Linked DNA regions of Homo sapiens: region 2 is linked to region 1. Evidence: read pairs that join two places in POLR2A ChIA-PET (ENCODE). Cell type or tissue: Panc1. All regions are shown on one strand.

Region 1 (8,000 bases):
TTTCCAGAAAAATGCACTGAAATGCCCACAAAATTATCAATTTCAAAGAATTCTCAGAAACCACTGTCTCGGCCTGGCATGGTGGCTCACACCTGTAATTCCAGCACTTTGGGAGGCCGAGGTGGGTAGAACACCTGAGGTCAGGAGTTTGAAAAGAGATGTATTCCCTGCCCCCGCACCGCCCCCCCACCTTTTTTTTAAATGTTCCCTAGGCTGGTTTCAAACTCCTGGGCTCCAGTGAGCCTCGTGCCTCAGGCTCCCAAAGTATTAGGATAATAGGCATAAGCCACCATGCCCTGCCCCCTCACCCCTTTTTTAAATAGTATTTTGTATGTCAGAGGTTCTTTTTTTTTTTTTTGACACAGTCTTGTCACCCCAAGCTGGAGTGCAGTGTCGCGATCGCAGCGCCAAAAATACCGAGGCATCCGGCCTCATCTCTTTAATTCTTATTCATTTTTGAGGCAGGGTGTCACTCTGCAACCCAGGCTGGAGTGCAGTGGTGCAATCACCGCTCACTGCCATCTCGACTTCCTAGGCTCAAGCAGTCCTCCTGCCTCAGCCTTCCAAGTAGCTAGGACTACAGGCGCATGTCACCATGCTCAGCTAATTTTTTTTATGTTTTGTAGAGAGACAGTCTTGTTATGTTTCTCAGGCTAGTCTCGAACTCCTAATCTCAAGTGTTCCTCCTGCCTTGGCCTCCCAAACTGTTGGGATTACAGGCATGAGCCACTGCACCTGGCCCCCTTTAATTCTTAATTCAGTTTTCAAACTATATTTTAAAGCCATATTTAAATTTGTTGAGGTGGGTGGATCACCTGAGATCAGGAGTTGGAGACCAGCCTGACCAACATGGGGAAACCCCATCTCTACTAAAAATTCAAAAATTAGCTGGGCGTGGTGGTGGGCACCTGTAATCCCAGCTACTTGAGAGGCTGAGGCAGGAAAATCGCTTGGACCTGGGAGGCGGAGGTTGCAATGAACTGAGATTGTGCCATTGCACTCCAGCATGAGTGACAGAGCGAGACTCTGTCTCAAAACAAAAAACCCCAAAAAAATCTTTACATCTGTATTACACTTCACAATTTACAAAAACCCTCCATATATATTTCCATCAGTATAATGAAGAAACTAAGGCCAAAAAAAGTTAGGTGAACATACAGTCACACAGGCATTTTTCTAGATATTCCATATCCTAAACCAAGTTCCCTTCCAAACCCTCAGCCATGACCCTTTTTCTACATCAGTACCTTACCTGGATCTAAACGTTACCTAAACATTGATAGATCTAAACGTTGTTACCTAAACATTTGATAAACATTTTTATCAAAAAAGAAACAGAAAAGATGGTTTGGTTAAACAAAGTTAAATAATCTGACCAGGTGCAGTGGCTCACGCCTATAATCCCAGCACTTTGGGAGGCTGAGGCAGGTGATCATCTGACCTGAGGTCAGGAGTTCGAGACCAGCCTGGCCAACATGACAAAACCCCATCTCTACAAAAAATACAAAAAATTAGCTGGGCATGGCAGCGGGGACCTGTAACCTCAGCTACTTGGGAGGCTGAGGCATAAGAATCACTTGAACCCGGGATGCGGATGTCACAGTGAGCAGAGATTGTGCCACTGCTTTCCAGCCTGGGTGACAGCAAAACTCCGTCTCAGAAAAAAAAGTTAAATAATCTGGCCTGGTTTTAAACTCTATCCTCACTTGCTTATTTTACTTTCAGATTAGAAGTCCTCCTCAATTACCCCTTTCTTGTAACTCTCCCCAGTTTTTTTTTTCCTGCTCACTCTTCCTGTTCTTTCCCCATTACTCCTCCCTTCCTCAATTTTAACATATCAGCAGCTTCAAGCACAAAAATCCATGTAACTATTTCAATTCAAAAACAGAGACAAGGGGCCGGGCCCAGTGGCTCTCACCCATAATCCCAGCATATTGGGAGGCAGAGGTGGACAGACATCTGAAGTTAGGAGTTTGAGAACAGCCTGACCAACGTGGTGAAATCCCGTCTTCTAAAAATACAATATTAGCCAGGCCTGGTGGCACATGCGGGTAATCCCAGCTACTCAAGAGGCTGAAGGGGCAGGAGAATCGCTTGAACCGGGGAGGCAGAGGTTGCAGTGAGCCAAGATCACGCCATTGCACTCCACCCTCAGCAACAACTGCGAAACTCTGTCTCAAAAAAACCCAAAAAAACAACAAAAAAAAGACAAGGTAAAACAAAGCTATGCATTTAGCTCCATGCCTGTGGAAACAGGCTATGGGTGAAAGAAAAATACAAGGCCAGGCACTGTGGTTTAGGCCTGTAATCCCAGCACTTTGAGAGGCCAAGGCAGGAGGAACCCTTAACCCCAGGAGTTCGAGGTTGCCTGAGCTACAATCGTGCCATTACACTCCAATCTGGGTGAGAGAGCGAGACCCTGTCTCAAACACACACACACACACAATTTTAGCTAACCAAAGGTATCACCCAAATAGTTACTGCAAATAGCAAAACAGTAATATCTCTTAGTTTATTTCCAAACTCCATTAGCAGTCTGTAATCAACATCAACCAAAGAGAAGCAGTACATGAAAAGAAAAAAATATCAAAGATAATGTTCAAATAAATGAATTAGTAAAGTAAAATCCCCAAGAAGGCAGTGTAAGTATGGCATAGTGCTGAGTATGTGCTCTGGAGTCAGACTGCTTGAACATTTATTTGGTCAAGATTACAATTCTAACAAAGTAACTTTCTCCCAGTCTCAGCCCCCCTAAATCCTAATTTTCTCATCAGTACCACAGTGACTATAATAGTACTTTCCTCACGGGATTAAGAATTAATTAAAATATGCCACATAAATTACACAGCAAAAAAACCATCATCATCTATAAATGTTAGCCACTATGATTATTATTTTTAGACCTACAGTTTAGAAAGGGACAAAAAAGCAAAATATAAAGAGTAGAAAAGATAAAAGGAAAAGTGGTGTTAACTTCTGGGGAAAAGCAGCGTCCAGCAATAGTTCCAATTACCAACGGATGCAACTATTTATTCCAATCTCCAGAAAAATAAAATACTGAAAATATCTGTCAAAACGTTCAAGTAAATCTGTCCTTGAAGAACTGCTGTACGCAAAGTTGACAAATGTTATAGACTATTCACAGATTAAAGTTAATTGCTAAAAACTCTGATCTCTGGAGTAATCTTTATCCTAACACTACTGCTTAGATTAACAATATCAGTAATGGCAATTTAGAAGAAAACAAGGCTGGACGCAGTGGCTCAGGCCTGTAATCCCAGCACTTTGGGAAGTGGAGGCAGGTGAATCATCTGAGGTCAGGAGTTCAAGGCCAGCCTGACCAACACGGTAAAACCCTGTCCCTACTAAAAATACAAAAAATTAGCTGGGCGTGGTGGCGGGCACCTGTAATCCAAGCTACTGGCGAGGCTGAGGCAGAATCGCTTGAACCCAGGAGGCGGAGGTTGCAGTGAGCCGAGACTGCGCCACTGCACTCTAGCCTGGGCACGCGACAGAGCAAGAGTCCGTCTCAAAAAAAGAAAAAATCACAAATAATAAATATTATGTAGTTTTCTAGAAGAATGATCGTTTGACTCCAGTTCAACTTAATCTTATTTAAGATGCATATTGTTAAGCAACTTGAAAAGTCATTGAATTGAGGAATGAACAAAATACATGCTCTCCCAAGTGAAAGGGTGTGGAATGTTCTCACCGATTTTATAAATCAAGGTAGACACTCAATTAGAATTACTACACACAGGTCTGACAGAGAAAACACATATAACCTAGTCTATTATAACAAAGGGAAACACTGAACTCTCTAATATCAATTTCAGAGAAAAAAAACTCTATTTTACATTTACTACCACTTTCACTCTATGGGAGCTAGCAGGATTCAACAGTTTAAGCAAAAAAAAAATTGGTTCAAAATAAGCAACTGACAAGTTATGATGTTAGGCCATCTTGGTAAAGAGTTCAAAAATTGCAATCTCAGCCGGGCGCGTGGGCTCAGGCCTATAATCCCAGCACTTTGGGAAGCCAAGGCGCAAGGATCACCTGAGGTCAAGAGTTCGAGGCTAGCCTGACCAACAAGGTGAAAACCCAGGTCTCTACTAAAAAAAAAAAAAAAAAAAAAAAAAAAAAAGGCAAAAATTGGCCGAGCGTGGTGGCGGGCACCTGTAATCCCAGCTACTTGGGAGGCTGAAGCAGGAGAATCGCTTGAACCCGGGAGGCGGAGGCTGCAGTGAGCCAAAATCATGCCATTGTACTCCATCCTGGGCAACAAGAGCGAAACTCGGTCTCAAATAAAAATTAGTCTTTCGTCTCAGAAAGACAATTAATTGAAATACCCTCTAATTTTAGTTATACTCGTGTTCACTAATATTAACTGCCTAAAAATTAAATTTTGTCATTAGTCAAAGAGAAAAAAAAATTAAATTTTAGTGTATCTCTTTAAAAAACATTAAATGCCTATGATTCACCGAAAAATTAAATGTAGTAACTAACGGTAACTAAAAACACCGTTTAATCCTGAAAAATACAAACATTAAACGATAACTCTCTCACCTGTCAAAACAATTTCTATTATAGCAATTAATTCACAACTTTTTTTAAAAAAAAGCTTTGCTTACAAACTTAGGCCAGCATAACCTCTTGAGTGGAAAAAAAAATGTATACTCATATTTTCTTAAGTTATTTTAAAGGTTCTTAATTCAGCTTGCTCAGTTCCTCTGAGCTTCTGGTCCTGGTAATACCCTCTTTTTTTGAAAGTAAAGAAATAATTTGAAATACAAAACCATTTCAACAAAACTATTTCAAAAACTTAATTTCTATAACGGATTAATATGTTAGGAACAACTATGCCTTAAACCAAGCTAGTTCATGAAATACATTAAGAACTACTACCTGTAATATAACCAAACTATGTAACTCCAAATGCAACACTAAACTGCATTTGGAATGCAGTCTAAACTCACATTTGCAAAGTCAACTGGCTACCAAGGCACACGCATTTAGAATACAAACTGGCTAGGAAGACACGTGGTGAATTATTTGTTGCATTTTTTCCTACCTTTCTACCACTGTGAATGAATCTTCAAAGCCTAAGGCAATATATACCGGCCATACGAATTTAGCTTTTTACTTAAAAAGCGCAAAAACTTGTAGCTTAGGACTGTTTGAATCTGAAAAGTTCCTAAGCCTTAAACGTTTTTTCTGAATTTCAGTTTACTCAGACAATGGTTAATAGTTGTTTTCAGACTGTCAAGGAAACTGAAACCAAGCAATGTTACTGCAAGAAACTGAAAGGCTTCCGAGAATAACATAGGATAAACTCAACTCTGATTACAGTTTACAAATGAACATTTGATTTGCTCACCATAATAGTACTTACAAATTCCAACAGGACTGCACAGGAAGGTGTTGGTTTTTTCTCTGTAATCTTTATTTTCCAGTTTGTATTTTTATTTTGTATCCTCTGAAATAATATCGAAGTTCTTTGAAGATACTTAACCTACGACTATTTGACATAGAGTTACTTCAAGTCAGCTACCCATACTTCTGTTTTAAAGTTTTCATATGGCTATCTCCCGAATTAGCCAAGTTCTTTAGATTTAAGATCAAAGTCTTCTTTATTATTCCATGTACTTGCCACTGTTGTACTTGTCCACTCCAGATGAAATATCCAATTTACGAGCCAAAAAGCAAAAACAAAAAGAAAATTTCACATCTGAAGAGCATTCCTAAACATCAGCATATACAGAGACACACATAGCTATCTCAATACTACCATGCTGCCGGAAAACTGCAACATCTTAAATTTCCACGTAAATAAAAGATAAAAGGAAAAAAACTCTGTATTCTTTCAATCTCTTCATTCAGAAAAAGTGTCCCATTGTGACATGAAAGAGCTGAAGTCAAAAATTCCTAAAACTTTCAATAAAGGTAAAAATAAACTGCCATGAAACTTCAGCAATACTCAGTCATTTGAAACTGCTGAAACTACTCAGTACACAAATCAACGTCTCTCAGTTTCGGCTGAAGAACCCCAACAACGGGGTGGGGGAAGGGGAGGCAAAAATTACCACCAGCTGAAATACTGTAACCAGTTATATAATCCGTTTGAACCAAAATACTGAAGAAATGCTGCCTGGGTCTCTTTTTAAGTAGCTTGCTGAATTGTTCACTACTATCAATTCACTTCACAGACGATTCTTGCCAATTTTAATAAACTTCTGGGGCAAAATTATCCAAAAACACTGTAAATCCAAAATGGCCACTTAAAATATCCAGGGCCTTTTACACAAAACCTAGATGATGATCTTCATATCTGAGTAATTCAATCACCTGTAAAAGTTATAAAAAAAATTATATACTGAGTTTTGATTTTGAGCTAAAAAAATCAATCCCCAACTTAAAAAGTCAACCTCTGGAGAGAAAATCACTTCTATATAACCCTACAGGAGCCTGGAAAAGGGCTTCTTTACCCAAGCAAGCACCCGATAAAAGTCTACTGAATGAACAAGACATCGGAGTAGAGGGAGGGAAAAACGGTAGGTGACGGTATTATGGAGGGCAAGGGCAGATTTCACCTGGGAAGGGGTGCAGATCCCATACTGGGGAATTATATAAGCAAACCTTCTTATACTTCTTGAATAAATTTTAAAACTATGAAATTGACACATAATCTTACAAAAGATCTCCAACCCTCTTCGATGGACCAAGGAAAGCGAAGACAGGTGTGCTGCCACGGAGTATTAGCGAATGTAACTCAGAGATAAGTGTAAAGAGAAAGAGGCTCCCTCCAAATCAGAACGTCTACTAGAGGAGGCATATTCCCACCCAGTAAGGCCAGAAAGGTGAACTAGAAGTAGGGCAAACCCGCTTCTTAAATTCTCCCGAGGAGACTTCCCCACTTCTGAGGGAGCAAAGGGCTAGAAGGTGTAGGTTTCCACTTCCTCGAATTAAGAAAACAGGTTTCTCCCAAAACTGAGGGGGTGGAAGGTACAGGGCCCTTTTCGTAAACCAAAGAATGGTTCTCTCTCAAAAATGCACATGTCCCCTCAGACCCCACAGGACTCAAAGGAACAAAGTAGCCTTCGCCCCAGTCCACGGCAAGTGCCACGGACCTGGGAGAGGCGGGGAAAGCTGAGGCGCTGCTGAAGAAACCGCCGAAGGCCACAACTCGGCCTCGACTCCCTCAGCCCTGAGAAGGGTAGTGGTGCAAAACCAGGCGGGCGTGTGCAAGAGGCCGGGGGAAGGAAGGCCGAGCACTGAGAGCGTCGGACTCGCTCCCAGCCTCCGCCAAACGCCAAACACCCCCCAACCAAGCCGCCGGGGCTAAACCACCCACCCCCTCCTCACAACCACCACCTCCGCTCCACCCGGGCCGAGTCAATACCTAGAGGGGCCTATCTGCGCCTCTCCCCCCTCTCACTCCTTGCTTCTCGCCGCCCCTCCGTCGGCGGGCAGCCTCACACCTCGCGCCACCAACGCCGCTCCCGACCCCTCAAACCCCAACACGGACACGGGCACTCCCCTCCTCCCCCGGGCTCGGGCGTGGAGCCTAGAGGACGGTGTTACCTTCTGCCCCACCAGAGGTGCCCCTGGCCTGGGGGTGCCGCCGCGCCTGATCCCGGGAGAAGGTTTTCGGTACTTTGAATAATCCCCTTTTGCCGCTTTTCCCTCCCCCACAACCAGTCTCAGTCCCAAAATGGCGCCGACCCGATCCGCAATGTTCTGGGCCAAGTCTCGCGAGATCGTGCACAGTGGCGAGGCGGGGAAGGAACTAGAGGGATTGAGGAGGGAGGGAAGGCGGGGCGAGGAGAAGGAGGGAGAAAGAGTGTGGAAGAAGCGGTGCGAACGAACCTACTGGGCGGGACACCAGGAAGAGCGCCTCCACCAGAGAACCTTCTGGCCCAAGCAACCGCTCACGCCGCGGTCAAAGAAGCTCCGCCCTCTACGTCGGGCGCCTGGGGGGAGGGGGAGAAGGCGTGGCTAAG
Region 2 (8,000 bases), 510 kb before region 1:
ATTTGGTTTCAATATGGTGTGCTCAATAAATTAATGTTAGGATATTATGTCCTTGAAGAGATTCCTTATGAATTTCTTAAATCTACTGGCACAGGAGAAAGCAAAAGAATATGTTTGCAGTTCATGTGGTGATCTCCAAGTATTTTATAATTACAATGGAATTCACATTTTTAGAGGGTGTTCTGGAATTCCAATATATCATATAATCTGGTTTTGGTCATTGAAATTAAAGGTATTGTGTCTGTAAGTGATCTCAGGATTTCTTTTATTAAGTCTGTTTAGATAGAGAGCATTTCCCCTTAAGAAACTATCACAAAATCATATCTTGAAAACTTTACGCTTTGTCCCATTAGAAAAACATGTAATAATTTGATCTTCATAGAAAGTGAATGTTTTGTGTCATTGAGAAGTAAAATACTCAGAGATATTGAACTGAAAAGGAAAAGGGAAATTAGAAGTCATCAAATGAAAAATGTAAAGTATATATTTGAGGGGAAACTTTATAAAGAAGAGTTTTATATTTTACTGTATGTCTTTAAACTACATGTGTCTTTCCTTTCAACAAAATAAAAATGAGAAGTGAATTAAAGTGTAACAGAAAATACAGAATGACGTTTTTTATTTTAATAGGAAGAGTTTGTTTAGTTGGTCATTGGCAATGAGTTGGATAATGTTTATGCCATGCAAAGTTTTTCCACTAAAACAATTACATTTTATTCAGGGTCTCCTTATAATATGCCTGTATCTGGAGAAGCAATCATCTATTCTTCACAGCCATACTACACTATAAACAAACGGTAATTAAGCCCCTGTTGTGGGCAGAGTACTAGGCGATGGGAATGGAGAAATGTGAGACTCGGCCCTTGTTTTCACAGGTCTTAAATTCCATAGGAGGAGATAGCATCTGTTCATCAAAGGACAAATAAAAATAAAGAGGCTGGGTGCGGTGGCTTATGCCTGTAATCCCAGCACTTTGGGAGGCTGAGGTGGGTGGATCACAAGGTCAGGAGTTCGAGATCAGCCTGACCAACATGGTGAAACCGTGTCTCTACTAAAAATACAAAAATTAGCCAGGCGTGGTGGCATGCGCCTGTAGTCCCAGATACTCCAGAAGCTGAGTCAGGAGAATTGCTTGAACCTGGTAGGCAGAGGTTGCAGTGAGCCGAGATTATGCCATCACTCCAGCCTAGGCAACAGAGCGAGACTCAGTCTCAAAAAAAATAAAATAAAATAAATAAAAATAAAGGGAGTTTTACCTGAGTGTCAGAGAAACTGTAACAGACACAATAAGAATAGACAGTAGTTAGAGTGAGAAGTGAGAAAGAATGTCTGGAAAAGTGTAGGATAGGTGGACTACAGAAGGGTAAGTGGTGTGGGGCAGAGGGTAGCAGGGTGTTTGTGTAGGATGAACAATAATGAAAGAACCTTTAAAAGCATAGTAAAAAAAGATATGGTAGAAAATCTGAAGGCAGCATAAGTTATGCAAGGCCTTGTACACCAGGTTAAAAACATTGAGACCTTTATTGTAGGCTAGATCAGAGCAACAGAACAGCTTGAACTAGCATATAACGTGTAAATCAAAGGTTTCAAAATATCTATATAAAGCAGTTAAAGAACAGAATACAGTTTATAGCAAAATGGTGAATTACATGATGTAAATACTAGAGTAATTCAGATTCAAGATCTCTCCCCTCCATCATGGGATGGATTTGTTAATAGAGGCCTCAGGTTGGTAGGGCTCTACATTGATTTTTTAAACGGTGTTGCAACACAGTATTTTCTCTCATTTCCTGTGAGTAAAGAAGATGCTTTGGAGAGCCAGTCACATGAGCAATATACTTAATGGCTGCTATTCTGAACCTACGTTTTTCAAATTTCAGCATAGATATGAATTACCTGTGGCTTTGTTGAAGTGCAGGTTCTAATTCACAGGTCAGGAGGGACATAAGATTCTGTTTTCTTATGAACTTACAAGTGATTTAGCTGAAGTGATTAGGTCTATAAGTGATTTGAGCTACTGATCCATGGATTATACTTAGTGTAATTCTAGCCTATGCCTTCACACAATGAGACTGGCTGACATAGCACTGACACTCTCGCTAGTATATTGCTGAACAAGTCAACCAGAAGAAAAATCTAGCACTACTCATTAAAGATAGCTAAAATAAATCAACTGACCACACTTTGATCATCTTGGTTCAACAGATACAATTAAGTAAAGAGATAAATCTCCAGGATAGTTTTATGAACACCACACAAAAATATTTACTCTCTCTCCCTCTCACACACACACCCCTATGCACATGCACATGCACACACACACACACACACACACCACATACACACAGACGTAAATTCATATTCTACTAAATATGACTTTAGGATGAATGAACAGTCCAGCAAATAAATTTAAATTTTTAAAATTCTGTTTTTATTACCCATGTGTAAATTTTATTTATAAAATATTAACTCTCTAGTATTTACTTACATCCATCAGCCTCCACCTGTCATGATTGGTTACTTTTACTTGTCAACTTGACTGGACCATAGTCCCCAGATATTAGGTCAAACACTATTCTGGATGTTTCCACAAGCATGTGTTTGGGTGAGATTAACATTTATGTTTGTGGACTTTAAGTAAACAAAATTGCCTGGCTAATGTGGATGGGCCTTGTCCAATCAACTTATGGCCTGAATAGAACAAAAGACAGATCTCTCCCAAGTAAGAAGGAATTCTGCCAGCAGACAGTTTTTGTACTTGAACTGTGATGTTGGTCAGTTCCCTGGTCTCCAGCCTGGCAGCCTACCTGAAGATTTTGAATTTCTTAATAGTATAAGCTAATTCTTTAAAACAAAATTTCTATATATACACACATCCTATTGGCTCTACTTCCTTGGAGAACCATAGCTGCCTATGAAAAACTAGGCTTTATTATAGGTCTTTTTATACTTCTAGCCATTGAAGGTTGGGGTTTTTAATTTTTCTTGTTAGATTTAGCCTTTGAACATAGCTCAGAGCCAGTCTTTCAATGTAGGGATTATGAATGAGCTTTAAATCAGGGCTCACTGGATCACCACATAATCAACTTGATTGGCTCTTGAATGCTGTATCAGTCCATTCTCATGCTGCTATAAAGGTACTGCCTGAGATTGGGTAATTTACAAATAAAGGAAATCTAATTGACTCACAGTTCCACATGGCTGGGGAGGCCTCAGGAAATGTACAATCCTGGCAGAAGGTGAAGGGGAAGCAAGGCACATCTTACGTGGCAGATGGCAAGAGAGAGAGTCAGCAAACAGGGAAGTGCCACACTTTAAAAACCATCAGATCTCATGAGAAATCCCTCACTATCACAAGAACAGCATGGGAGAAATTGCTCCCATGATCCAATCACCTCCTACCAGGTCTCTCCCTTGACAGGTGGGGATTACATTTCAAGATAAGATGTGGGTGGGGACACAGAGCCAAACCAAATCAGATGCCTAGGTCCTAGACTCTTGGATTGTTCCTGGCTGATCAAGTCCCTGCCAAGTAGCCCCACCCTCTTAGAGGGACATAATTCCCCCTCTTCTTTTTTTTTTTTTTTTGAGACAGAGTCTCGCTCTGTCGCCCAGGGTACAGTGCAGTGGCACGATCTCCGCTCATTGCAATCTCCGCCTCCCGGGTTCAAGCAATTCTCTACCTCAGTCTCCGGAGTAGCTGGGATTACAGGTGCCCACCACCATGCCCAGCTAATTTTTGCATTTTTAGTAGAGACGGCGTTTCACCACGTTGGCCAGACTGGTCTCGAACTCTTGACCTCAGGTGATTCACCTGCCTCAGTCTCCCAAAGTGCTGGAATTAACAGGCGTGAGCCACCACGCCCAGCCAATTCCCCCTCTTAAGGTCTAGTCCCATGTGACTGCAGGCAGCTGACAGATTTATTTTCCTGCCTCTTGAGCTTCTGTTTTTTACCCTGATCTTGTGCTCATTTTCAGCCTTTGTCTAGAGGTGCTTGCATCCTGCTTGTCCTTTGTTCTCCTAGACTGATCTGTCAGATGTGGAACAATATGAGATCAGTTGAAGAATTTTGGCCTAAGTTATATTTTCTGGCAGCTGGACTTATTCTAACTCTTCAGGCCTCTATGTTCTAGTCAATTCATAACTACCCAAACCCTACTTTTATCAAGCAAACACACCATATATCCCATCTGACTCCTGCCTATTCTCTGGCCTCCTCTATCATCAGTTCTAAATGCACCTCACACTGTAGCTCCCATGATTCTAACTATTCTTTACATGTTCTGGGTCCTTTTATCATCCCTTTCCTAAACATGCTATCTACTCTGCCTGGCATAATCTTCTTTTATTGCCTGACAATATCCTACTGAGCCTTTAAGAAACTGCTTAAATGTTACTATGCTCTGAGGTCATCAGTGACCCTTCTAGTTAAGTCATTCTTCCCTCCAGCACTTTGTTTATATCTCTTTATATCATGAACTTTAGTAGTGTTACCTGTGTTTTTCTCCATGCTGACTCTCTTGAGGGCGGGAACTGATTCTTACTTATTTTTGTGACCCAAGGAGCTAACAGTACTCATCACATGGAGGAGCTTAATTCTCTTTTTGATTCAGTTATTGCCTAATAATTCTGGGCATTGTCCAAATTGTAGGCAGAGAATGTTTTGTGTTCTGTCAACAACCATCAGCCTAGAACAAGTCATTCTGACATTAAATAGTTATTTTTCTTCTAGGTATCAATTTTACATATAAACTTGGCTACACACCAGAACTCAACCGGATTATAAATGAAGATGTCAAGGACAAATGCTTTATCCTAAAAGTTATCTTGAGAGACAGAAACAGCAACAACTAGAAAAAAAATCCAATAAGCTTATTTCCCATATAAAACTGAAAGTTGAAAAATAATTGGAAAGCCATAAAATCTACATGTACTCCACTATGTAGCAATTTTTACTCTATTCTTCTGTATATGCAATGTTTTGCTTTTTCAACTAAATTTTAGGCTGCCAGAGAAATCCTTACTCCTAAGTTTTGGGTTCAGGACTTGCCTGCTCATCCAGGACGGGAACCATGTTTAAGTGTCCTTTCTTCCTCCCAAGCACCTCACAGAGGGGCTGCTTACCATACACGAGGCCCTCCTTAACATTTGTAGTTTGACAAACTGGCAAAGTCAAATCTGAAGTCACTAGTGTAGCCATAGGAAATTGTGATTCTCTTGGCTCTTTATTTTTAAAAATTATCATCGGGATTTTATTGTTGAAAAAGTTGCTCAAGTAAAATACAGATAAAATTTTTCCAATTCAGAATAAATTGTCTACTTTCCTAGAAGGTAGGGGCTCAACCAGAAATAGTAAAGTTCATAAGCTTGACAGACAAAGTTTAGTCAGTTTCATTAAGAGAGGTTTCAGCTAGCATGGGCACTTTATACTAAATGACCCTCATAATCAGCTTACTCGCAATAAGGTTTGGGGATGTTACAATCCCTCAGGTTTTTACCTGAGTTCATATAAAATGCTAAAGATGCTAATATGATAGCTACTTTGCAAAGGTGTCTCCTTTCAATGAATCATGTCTCCCACGTTCATGCCCTTTTGCAGTTCTCTCCTCCTGAACCAGGGCTAGTTCTGTGACTCACTTAATAGAATGTGCAGGGAATAACACTACCTGACTTCTGACATTTGATTAAAAGAGACTTGGCAACTCCTGCCTGGAGCCTTGAGTTGCTGCGTGAGAAGCCTGAGCACACTGAGACCACAAGCTGAGAAGGGCATGTGTAGACACTCAAGTCAACAGTTTCAGCTAAGCTCAATTGTTCAGTTATACTCACCCGAGTACCAGACCTGTGAATGTAGAAACCATCTGGACATCTGGCCCAGTCAAGCCTTCAGATGGCTCCAGCCATACCTGACAACTGAAGGTGACCACATGGGAGACCTCCAAGCAAGAGCTAAGAGATAATATCAAATTATTGTGTTAAGGTACTAAGTTTTGAGGTGGTTTGTTATGCCGCAATAAATAACTAAAACACTGTAATCAGGGGGAAGTAGACTAATTCAGAAACAAAGCCTGATATAAGATTTCAAATCATTGAACACCTGGACACATGATAAGCTAAAAATAGCTCTTCCTCCATTAAGACCTGGGTCTTTTGCCTCCGAAAAGAGAAAATTATACTTGAATATGCTTTTCAAATATGATTTAACCTACCATCCGTTTGGTTTTGCTTAAGTTCATGGCTACTTGTCACTGCATAGTAACAAATTCTACCCATTTTATCACTTGAAGCAATAAAGCAGAATACACTGTCCCCTGAAACTGCAGAAACAGTTAATGGGATGAGATGACCACCATCTTCTTCCAGGCAGTGAGTCAGATCAATGGGAATTGTTGCCTTGGTTCAGACAGTGGCTGATTCAACGGGTGGATTTCTCTCCCTTTGTCTTCGCTTCTGTAAACTAGCCCAAGAAAATGATGGGGTCAATAGCATGATGGTGCTGCTGGGAGGTGAAGACTGCAAGTGAGGCTGCGTCGGCAGAGTGTCGCTTTGTCTCTCTGCTTGGCAAAGCTTATGATCACCATTACCCAGCAGTGATGGAGCAACTGTGCTTTTCAGGAAGTTGCCCAGGAGGTTCACTCATTGCACCAGGTACAGTTGTCAGTAATTAAAGTAGAATTATGCTAATAATCTTAATGGCAACTAAATTGGTACAATTAGAGACTGAGGAGGAGAAAATTTCATGTGTATACATGGTTATGCCAAAGATCTCATTAACTGAGTTAAAAGACAGAGGCCTGGGCTTCCAGGTGCTTGCTGCCTTTATTTTTGGTCACTCCAGGGTGCTGTTCCTGCATAGCAGCCCTGTGTCAAACTGGAGATCGCATTGCTCCTTTCCCATGGAATTGCCACAATCAGAAAGTCAAACTTGTTTTCTTGTCTGAACCTGATGTGATCATGTATTGTCTTGTTTCCCTCTCTCTCCCTTCTTGTTCTTACTTCTGGATCCCCAGGTCTAAGTTCAAGGCCTGGCACACACAGGTATTTAATAAATATTTATTAGAAATGAAGACACTGGAATTGACACAAAATGAGCCAGATTAGATGAGCAGGTCAGGAAATCCATGTTTTATACATATACATATATGTGTATATATATATGTATAATGTGTATTGTACATAATATTTTTACATATCCTTATCTATTGTGCTTCCATCTCTGAGGATTGTGTAGGGGATCCTTTAAAGCCAAGCAAGATCTTGTCCAGTCCTTGATTGCCCAGCCTTGCCTAGGGTATTTTATCCTTCAGTCTCATTCCAGCCAGAACCTGAACCAATGAGAACCAAGCCCTCTCTTGTGGGGTCTAGAGTTAGCCTTGCTTCCTTATGTAGGAGAAGCCCCCACATTTTCCCAAAGATACTTGGCTTTTCCCTAAATTAGGCATTTTCTAACAGTCTTAGTAATGAAGGTCTTTTTCCAAGAGCAGTGTCATATGGAACCCTAAATATAAATACCTACATGCAGGGCTGCCCTGGCTAAAACAGAAATGGGTCACTAAGGCTATGTCTGCTCAGCCTCTCAGACCCCTCTGAGATAATTCTGAAGAACCATGAAAAAATCATAAGTAAATATCTCAAAATCAGCAGCCTAGTTTATTAAACGAGAAGTTTCTTTAAAAAAAAGAATTAAGTGAACTTCAGTTCTTGACACTGAGATTTAGACTCAATCTCTGACCCCAGGCCATTTCTTGGGCAAAATCTGCCCAGATTTTGCCAGACCTCCTCTTCTGTGCCTGAGTTCTCAGATCCTTAAATCCACAGCAGCTGCTTCAACCCTCAAACTGCAGCCCCAGAACCCATCTCCTTGTGACTGTCACCATCACACTGCCTCCTGCTGCCACATTCTGCTCACCAGATCCAATTCCTTGGATGGTGACACCAGCATGGACTAACCCTGATTTTGCCACATATCTTAGACACAGCACTTTTCACTCTCTGCATT

What was found. ChIA-PET counts read pairs that join two places held together with the same protein. Peaks named below come from ENCODE experiments on the same cell type or tissue, not always from the same donor. Only the 100,000 strongest peaks of a DNase experiment are listed, where the experiment ranks them.
Region 2: POLR2A ChIA-PET joins it to region 1 with 6 read pairs; 1 of 35 experiments calls an interaction of 5 or more read pairs at or near these places.

The regions. Positions count from the first base shown.
Region 1 is chr5:57,173,793-57,181,792 of GRCh38, reverse strand. It overlaps GPBP1 (GC-rich promoter binding protein 1), which reads right to left and starts at 7,734. Exons shown (of 12, transcript NM_022913.4): 1 at 7,582-7,734; 2 at 5,393-6,345. RefSeq lists enhancers at 1,891-2,010, 5,917-5,966, 7,065-7,204, 7,645-7,754, 7,677-7,971 and 1 more and silencers at 7,017-7,311, 7,915-8,000. In Panc1, no CTCF peak of the experiment used is centred here; a DNase peak (open chromatin) is centred at 7,852; H3K4me3 peaks cover 6,348 bases; H3K27ac peaks cover 4,525 bases.
Region 2 is chr5:57,679,826-57,687,825 of GRCh38, reverse strand. No RefSeq gene overlaps it. Among named protein-coding and RNA genes, the nearest start is that of LNCBRM, 110 kb to the right of the region's middle. In Panc1, no CTCF peak of the experiment used is centred here; no DNase peak of the experiment used is centred here; H3K27ac peaks cover 5,243 bases.